Regions from separate parts of the Mus musculus genome. Here region 1 is linked to region 2. Evidence: chromatin loops called from intact Hi-C (ENCODE). Cell type or tissue: left cerebral cortex. All regions are shown on one strand.

Region 1 (4,000 bases), 48 kb before region 2:
TTCCTACCTCTCCGGCTCTTCGGGGAGCTCCGCTTGCTCCGGGCGCTGGCTCGCTCTTCCTCAATCGCAGCTGCTATCTCGGGGTTGTCTTCCCCATTGTACCAGACCAGGAGCTCCTCGCCAGGCGCGATTGGCTACCAAAGAGAAGAGACAAGGGGCAGACCAATCAGAAACGCGGTTGTTGGCGGGGGCGGCACGACAGCGGGCAAGAGCGGCGCGCCGACCGCAAACAGCTGTCGGGAGGGCGCCGCCGCCGCGGGCACGCGCGGAGGGAGGCGGGGCCAGGGCGCGCGCGGGGAGGAGGCGGACCCTACGACGTAGGCGGGGCAGAAGGCGGAGCCGCGGCCAGGGCTAGCAGAAAATTCCTTGGCTGGCAAGGCCAAGGCAGGGCGCTCCGGACAAGCAGGACAACCTGGCAGCTTGTCACAGAGGCTCGCAGGAATGCACGCACCGGCTGATCTGGGCCTAGTGCTCAGCCTCCATCAACAGATTCTTTTTTATTTTTTTCGAGGTAGGGTTTCTCTTGTGTTGCTCTGCCTGTCCTGGAACTCACTCTGTAGACCAGACTCCCTCTGCCTCCCAAGTGCTGGGATTAAAGGCGTGTGCCACCACCGCCCGGCCATCAATAGATTCTTACAGCTAGTCCCAAGCCTCATGCCAACAAAGCAAAAGAGAAAACATGAGACCATTTTGCCCATGAAATTTCATTGAATGAGAAATGTAAAGTGCTACTAAGCAAATGGCATGAGAGCTAGCAGCATACGTTTTAGATTCCAAGCACAAGTTAAGCAGGAACGTTGTGCACCTTTATCCATGCACACAACCACTATGTTAAGTATTTTAAAGCTCTGAGCTCAGAGCCTAAGATAGCATTCTCAATGCAGAGTCATCAAAGTAGCGCAGGCCTCTGAAAACACATCAAGAGTGTATATCGCAACTTCTAGTTACAGAAATCCTAAGAATACCTTCCATGAATTATGCTCCTAAAACATTAAATTCTTCACAGTCACACCATCATATAACTACACCTGCAACATCCTGAAGAAATATTTTGAGTAGAAAAGTGAGGCCTAAACAGAACTGGGAAGGTAGCTAATAGTTGTCTTTCATTGTCAGGAACCCATCTGTTCAGAAAGTTCAAGTAAAGCCCATCTAAACCCACATGCTGACACCGATGATCACAGGAAGAGACACACAAAAGGGAATGTTTTTGCTTAGTGTAGAATGAGTGGGAATGAGGCAATTAAAATAACCCATATTGCAATCATCAACACAGATTGATCCAGACAAGGCTCCCCAGTGGACCTACTGTCCTTGGGTGAGTGTGAGAAGTATCAGAACATTTGCTTCCTGTCAAAGCCTCTGCCCATAAACAGCTATCAGCCACAGATGGAGGAAGAGTCTTTATAATGAGTCAGATGGACAGCCCCTGCCTCCTGAGACCACGCAGAGGACAGAGCCCGTCTTGGATGCCCAAAGGCATAAGTGGAATCTAATCAAAAGGAAGGCCAAACTGAGTCTCCTCAGAACTGAAAAGTTATCAAAGACCAAAGTAACTGCCCAAGCCTAGGAGACAAATGAGAGCCAGAGCTCTGTCTCCAAGGATGTGACTGAGTAGGCAGATCAGCTGATAGAATACTGCCATGGTGCTGGCTTCCTCGTGTGCAGCATACTGGGGCTATGGAAGAGTTTGGTCCTAGAGGTTTTGTTTGCTGTTTGTTTTGGCTTTTTGAGACAGGGTCTCACTCAACTATGTAACCTGGACTAGCCTGGGAACTCTAGTAGACCAGGCTAGCTTTGAATTTAAGAGATCCACCTGTGCTCTACCTCCCAAGCTCTGGCATTAAAAGTGTGTACACAACACTCAGTCCTTATTTTTGTTTTAAAGCAGAAATTCAAACAGAAATGTTCAGTTTAGACAGTGTGATGGTTTGTATATGCTTGGTCCATGGAGTGGCATTATTAGAAAGTGTGGCCCCATTGGAGTAGGTGTGTCATTGTGGGTGTGAGCTTTAAGACCCTCTCTCATCCTAGCTGCCTGGAAGCCAGTATTCTGCTAGCAGCCTTCCTTGGGGCAAGAGCCCACCCAGCTAATTTTAGGTTCAGGCATGGTAGTACAAACCTTCAACACCAGGAGGCAAAGACAAATAGATCTCTGAGTTCAAGAATAGACTGAACAGAGCAAGCTCTATGCGAGAATAAAAAAACAAAACACAAACTTAAATCCAGGTTTGGTGGACTACAACTTTAATCCCAGTGTTTAGGAGACAGACATGAAGATCTCCAAGTTCAAAGTCATGTACAGAGAAAGTTCCAGGGCAGCCAAGCTTAGGTAGTAAAGGAGTTGGAAAACAGAAAGCTGGTGATAATGTAATAGAACAAGGGGGCCATGTTCCAACCCCTGCAAGCAGCAGAATTTGGCAGCTTTGGACACATGGCTCTGGCTTGAGAGTCCAGAATAGAAAGGAATACTGGGACAATTGAAGCTGGTTAGCTGCAGCTAAAAAATTAGTGGTGATTAAGAAGAGACCAGTACCAGTCAATGGTGGCACATGCCTTTAATCCCAGCACTTGGGAAGCAGAGGCAGGTGGATTTCTGAATCGAGGCCAGCCTGGTCTACAGAGAGAGTTCCAGGACAGCCAGGACTACACAGAGAAACCCTGTCTCAAAACAAAAACAAGAGAGAGAGAGAGAGAGAGAGAGAGAGAGAGAGAGAGAGAGAGAGAGAGAGAGAGAGAGAGAGAGAGAGAGAACACAGCATCTCTGGTCTTCTGGGAAATCTTCTGGGAACTATTTCTGAGAGCTCAAAGAAGCTGTGTTCTAGAGATAGTCAAGGTTGTTTTTCATAGTACAGCTGAACTTGGTATTGTGTAAGAGTCACCCAAATGGTACTGGTTTTGAAGGCATGAAGGGGTCATGAAGAGCAGCTGAGGCTAGGCACTGTGAGAGGCCAGGGAAGGCCATGGTGAAGGTACAGCTTCAGTAGCAGTTAATGGCCCAGGACTAAAGGGGGTCATGCAAGGAGTTGAGACTTGGAATCATGAAGAAAGCCTATGAGAGGCTATTGGTGAAGCCTAGCTGCAGCAGAAGACCCCAGCGTATTGGAGGTCTCAGCACCATGAGATGATCACCAAGAACAGCAACAGCAGTGGAGTGGATCAACCTGAGCTTAGAGTGCTACAAAGGGCAGAGCTGGAGAAGTGATGCTAGCCCTTTGGAGAAGGCACAGAAGATCATATGTGGATCCCAGACACTGAAACAAGATGTAACACTTAAGTTGCCTTGGAGACCCAAAGATTTTTGAGATGCCAGAGCTGTGGGCTATCTGCTGAAGAAAGCTGCTAACAGGGAGTGGAACCAGCCCAGGAGAAAGAAGTTTGCTGCAGTCAACAAAAGTAAAAAAGGAGTTGGAAATCTGAAGGCTGCTTTGACATCAGCCTTAAAGATTCAAAGTTTGAAGTTTGCCCAGTTGGTTTCCTGTCTTGCTTTGGGGATTACAGTTAAGTGATTGAACAAATCTCAGAAGAGACTTTGAACTTTGAACTTTTAACATTGTTGAGACTGCTATAGACTATGGAGACTTTTGAAGTTGGACTAAATGTATTTTGCATTGTGCTGTTTAGCTTTGGCCCTCTTAGACTCAAGTGTATGAACAAGCCTATGGGGGCCAGGGAGTGGAATGTGATGGTTTGTATATGCTCAGCCTAGGGAGTGGCACTATTAGAAGGTGTGGCCTTGTGAATTAGGTGTGTCACTATGGGTGTGGGCTATAAGACTCTCTCATCCTAGCTGCCTGCAAGCCAGATTTCTGCTAGCAACCTTCAGATGAAGATATAGAACTCTCAGCTCTGCCTGCACCATGCCTGCCTGGATGCTGCCATGTTCCTGCCTTGATGATAATGGACTGAACATCTGAACCTGTAAACCAGCCCCAGTTAAATGTCCTTGTATGTGTTGCCTTGGTCATGGTGTCTGTTCACAGCAGAAAAACTCTAACAC
Region 2 (4,000 bases):
ATCTAAAGTTGAAAAGATATCAGCATTCTGAAAAAAGAAAAAAAAATCCCATTAATAAATAAATAGCCAGTATAAAATAATCATCAAAAGGAACTGTGTGCAGATATGTGTGAGCTACAGACACCACAGAGAAATCAGGGAGGTTACTTCTTAGGTAGCTGAAACAAACAAACAAACAAAAAAAGATGTATCATCAGACACTACCAAAGCAGATTTTCCAGTTTTCACATCTTAAATAGTTGCAGAATTTTTAAATTCATCACAGAGAAAAAACTTCCGAAAATTAATGAAAAGAAATGTCAGACTTTAGAAGCCTTGAAAATCAATGTGGGATTGGTTAATGAATGATGGCCCATCCACATATCAGCCATTAAACATCAAATTGAAGAACAGTTAAAGACATAGAAACACACAACAGCATAATGAAAGACAAGCCTCATCGATATACACAACATATCAATTCTCTATAGACTATTATACAGAAGTGCATGCTTCTATAAATGAATGTATGTGAATAAAGAAATACAAGCAGGCACACCATGAGGGACTGACTAGTGACAATCTGCTACAATGTTAACAATGGCTATCTGAGGAGGCGGAAGTTTACAGGCGGTTTCTATTCCTTCTTTGTGCGCCTCTGTTTTCCAACTGTCTTCCAGTGCGACTGTTTTGCTGTTTTGTGCTTACAGAGCTAATACATTATTACAAAGTTACACCTTCTTATCCCGAGCACTGCATAGAAAATGTAAAACAAACCACCTCAAACCTCAACGAAGCCAAGTCTTCCATCAACAAACAGCGAACATTCATTGAGCATTCTCATTATGTCCCTGGTTCTAATAACTTTGTAAATGCATCGACGGCTTTTTTTTGGGGGGGGGGGGCAGGGAAGGGTCGAGCCCTGAAATAACACCAAATGCAGCTGAGTGTTGCTTCCAACAATGGATTTACAGCTCTCTTCCCATGGCTTGGAATAAAGGGGGCTTATTAAATGATCTCTGAAGGTTTTCAAAGCTATGGCGAGATTGCTCATGAAAAAGAAATTTCATCAAATAAAGTGTGTGAAAGAGAGCTTGGAGGGTGGCAGCTGCGTGCAATCTCAAAAACAGAACTCTATAGAACAGGAAAACAACAGAATAATGTCTCTCAGTTCCTCCTCTTAATATCCTAAAACCTCTTTTCCAATATCATCGTGGGCAGAATGATCCAACTGTAGTCTGTGCTATTGTAGGTAAAAGAAAAACAAAAACCAAAAAACAAACAAAAAACCATTGGGAGGTTGTCTTTGCTGTATATATTACTTTAAAGAATAACCTCGAAGTAAACAAAAAAACTTTGAGATACAATTTTAGTCATGTTCTGGGGACACTGTGTACTAGAAACAAACATTCCCGTGTTTCATTAAAGGGTCCTAAGGGCAAGGCACTGGAACTTGGCAAAAGGCAGTTCACGTGTCAAATACACCCAAATCCTCAATACATGAAATGCGGGGGGTGAAGGGAAACCCCATTTCTCTAGGTGTAAATTCCAGCTGGGTAGTAAGAGGCAACGGGGCTTCCCGGCGATCTGTGGGATTGTTTCCCCAGCTCGAGGCCCGACCTAACGGTAAGTGCTAGGCCATTGGCCGGTGCTTCACGCGTGGATCGTGGAAGAACACTGACCTGTTAAGGTCTATTTCGTGTCTCGCTCGTCACCCTCGGAGACATAGTAGATGGATCTTTTGACGAACGCAAACCAGTCCTATGTATGCTAGCGCACACCTGTGACACATGCACGTATGCACCAGTGGGTCGATGGGGGACACTCGAGGAGCCCACTGGCAGGTTTATAGCACACGGAAACTATACGGGGGTGAAAAACACAAAGGCTCGAGGCACAGAACCAACTCGAGGATTGCAGATGCGCTCGCACATTCAACCCGGGACACAAAAGAGCAGAGATCAGCGCAGCCCTGCGGATGGGGACCGCCCGGGGCCCACGTGCGCTCCCCGCCGACCCCGCAGCCGCGCACCCCGAGTCCGCCGCGCCGTCACCAAACGGACCCGAAACTTGGCCGCGGGGACTTAAGAGCCGCGGAGCGGGAGCCTTCGCGCCGCCTCGCGTCGGCGCCAGCGCCAGCCACCGGTTCCCGGCCGTTCGGAGGAAGCTCGAAGGGGGCGCGTCAGCCCGCCCCGCAATCCCCTTAGCGCCCGGCCCGGTCGCCCCCGCCGCGGTGGCCACACTCCTCACTGACACCAAGGGACATTCCCCCGAGGCCCGCCCGCCCTCCCCGGCTCCGCCGCTCCTCACCAGAGCGCGACGTGCCAACGCTTCAGCGAGCCCAGAGCCGCAGCCGCCGCCGTCGCTCTGGCGCCCGCGGCCGCGCCGCCGCCATCTTGGCTCCGGCCGGAAGTGACGTCGGCACGGCGCCCACAACCCCCGACCCCGACCCCGACCCCGCGCGTAGCTCGTGGCCTGCGACCCCGAGGAGCTCAACACGACGGTCAGGCGTGACCCCGGCGGACTGTGTCGCCCTCTCTGTCAATCACGGACTCGCCGCTCGCCCCAGAGCGTTATTACCTCGAAGGGAAGCCCGCGTCGCCATGGCCGGGCCAGCCTGACCACTATAGAGTTAGGGCTGAGAAACTCAAGAGTTGGTCAGAGAAGCCACCCTACTTCAGACGACCGCGACTGACTGGCGTGGTGGCGCACACTTTAATCCCCAAACTCGAGGCAGAAGCAGCCAGAGCTACATAGTGAATTCCAGGAAGGCAGGACCACACCCTTAGACCTTGTTTCAAGAAAAACAAGAGCAGAATCCACTCTGAAGGCCACTCACTAGACCACTGCCAGGCAAATAGACCGTTTAAATGGTGTGCAAAGGACCAATATAGCCACACACACACAAACCCGAAACTTCAGCAAAGCAGATGCAACTGAGCGGCTGTATTCATCCCTTACCAGGAGGCATTTGCTAACTGCCAGCTATGGGCCTAGGTCAGTGCCAAGGCTCTGTGGTACCCAGCATGGCCTTCATCTTGCCCTTGGGAACTGCACCACTATTTACAAACAAGTGAGCTGGAGATGGATTGGATTGAACTGGAGACCACTTCTGACATCCCAGAAAAGAGGTTTGACGGGAACATAGTTGCCAATCAATCTGAAGTTGTAGAGAGATGAAAGTTACTTGTCACATCTAGATGGTACCCAGAGCCATGAGTACTTCAAGATAAAGCTATCCTCTGAGAAGAAAGGAAAAAAAAAAAAAATCTAAGTGTAGTGGGCCGTATTAGTCCTCTGAGAAAAGGATCTGAAAAATAGATAATGTATTATGTTCAAATGTGCCTCCAAAACTTTGGAAAGACCAGACAAGCTCATCAAATGTACCTGTTGTTTAGAAAGTACGTCAATCAACGTGGATTGTGGTATACTCTGTAAAGGATTGGTGACATGGTGATTATCTCATCAGTACTGTTGACAGGTGAGGACAATGTCAAGTGTTGTCAAGGTCTGGATCACCACAGAGCCCGTGGAGAGAGGAAATAAAACCTCAAATGTTTGCTTATGTCTCTCACTAGTCAAGAGTTTACAAACCTAAGAGAGACATGCAAACTTGTCACTAGAATATACACTATTATGGTACAGGCTGCCACTGGAATTTGCACTCTTTATTTGATTAACACCTTACTAAGTATATGCATCAAAAATCATCTGAGGTAGCGTGGGAGCAAAAGGGAGACCACCACCTCATCTACCACCAAACTGCCATAGCCATCATTTTAAAAGAAAATCTACTTACCCCCTGGCATCCAATAGAATGCAAAAGGAAATATAGGGGATTTTGATTTTTGTCAAATCAAAACATGACATGGTAAAACCAGAGAACACCATGCCAAGAAGGCAGTGGCTGTTCTTCCTGTCTTTAATCTGATATGACAATGCCTTTTTCCCCTGGGGCAACGGTTTCAGATTTGATGTCTTAAAACAACAGAAATTTAATCTCCTGCAAATGTAGAGGCTA

Evidence for each region. Peaks named below come from ENCODE experiments on the same cell type or tissue, not always from the same donor. Only the 100,000 strongest peaks of a DNase experiment are listed, where the experiment ranks them.
Region 1: a loop joins it to region 2, with 4 times the contacts of the local background. A loop is called at or near these places in 18 of 42 quality-filtered maps.

What each region holds. Positions count from the first base shown.
Region 1 is chr4:143,162,049-143,166,048 of GRCm38, forward strand. It overlaps Prdm2 (PR domain containing 2, with ZNF domain), which reads right to left. Exons shown (of 10, transcript NM_001081355.3): 6 at 8-134. Among named protein-coding and RNA genes, the nearest start is that of Mir7021, 28 kb to the left of the region's middle. In left cerebral cortex, a CTCF peak has its summit at 2,109; a DNase peak (open chromatin) is centred at 183; H3K4me3 peaks cover 480 bases; H3K27ac peaks cover 864 bases.
Region 2 is chr4:143,210,326-143,214,325 of GRCm38, forward strand. It overlaps Prdm2 (PR domain containing 2, with ZNF domain), which reads right to left and starts at 2,384. Exons shown (of 10, transcript NM_001081355.3): 1 at 2,290-2,384. In left cerebral cortex, a CTCF peak has its summit at 2,108; DNase peaks (open chromatin) are centred at 1,724, 2,115, 2,431 and 2,561; H3K4me3 peaks cover 1,877 bases; H3K27ac peaks cover 1,664 bases.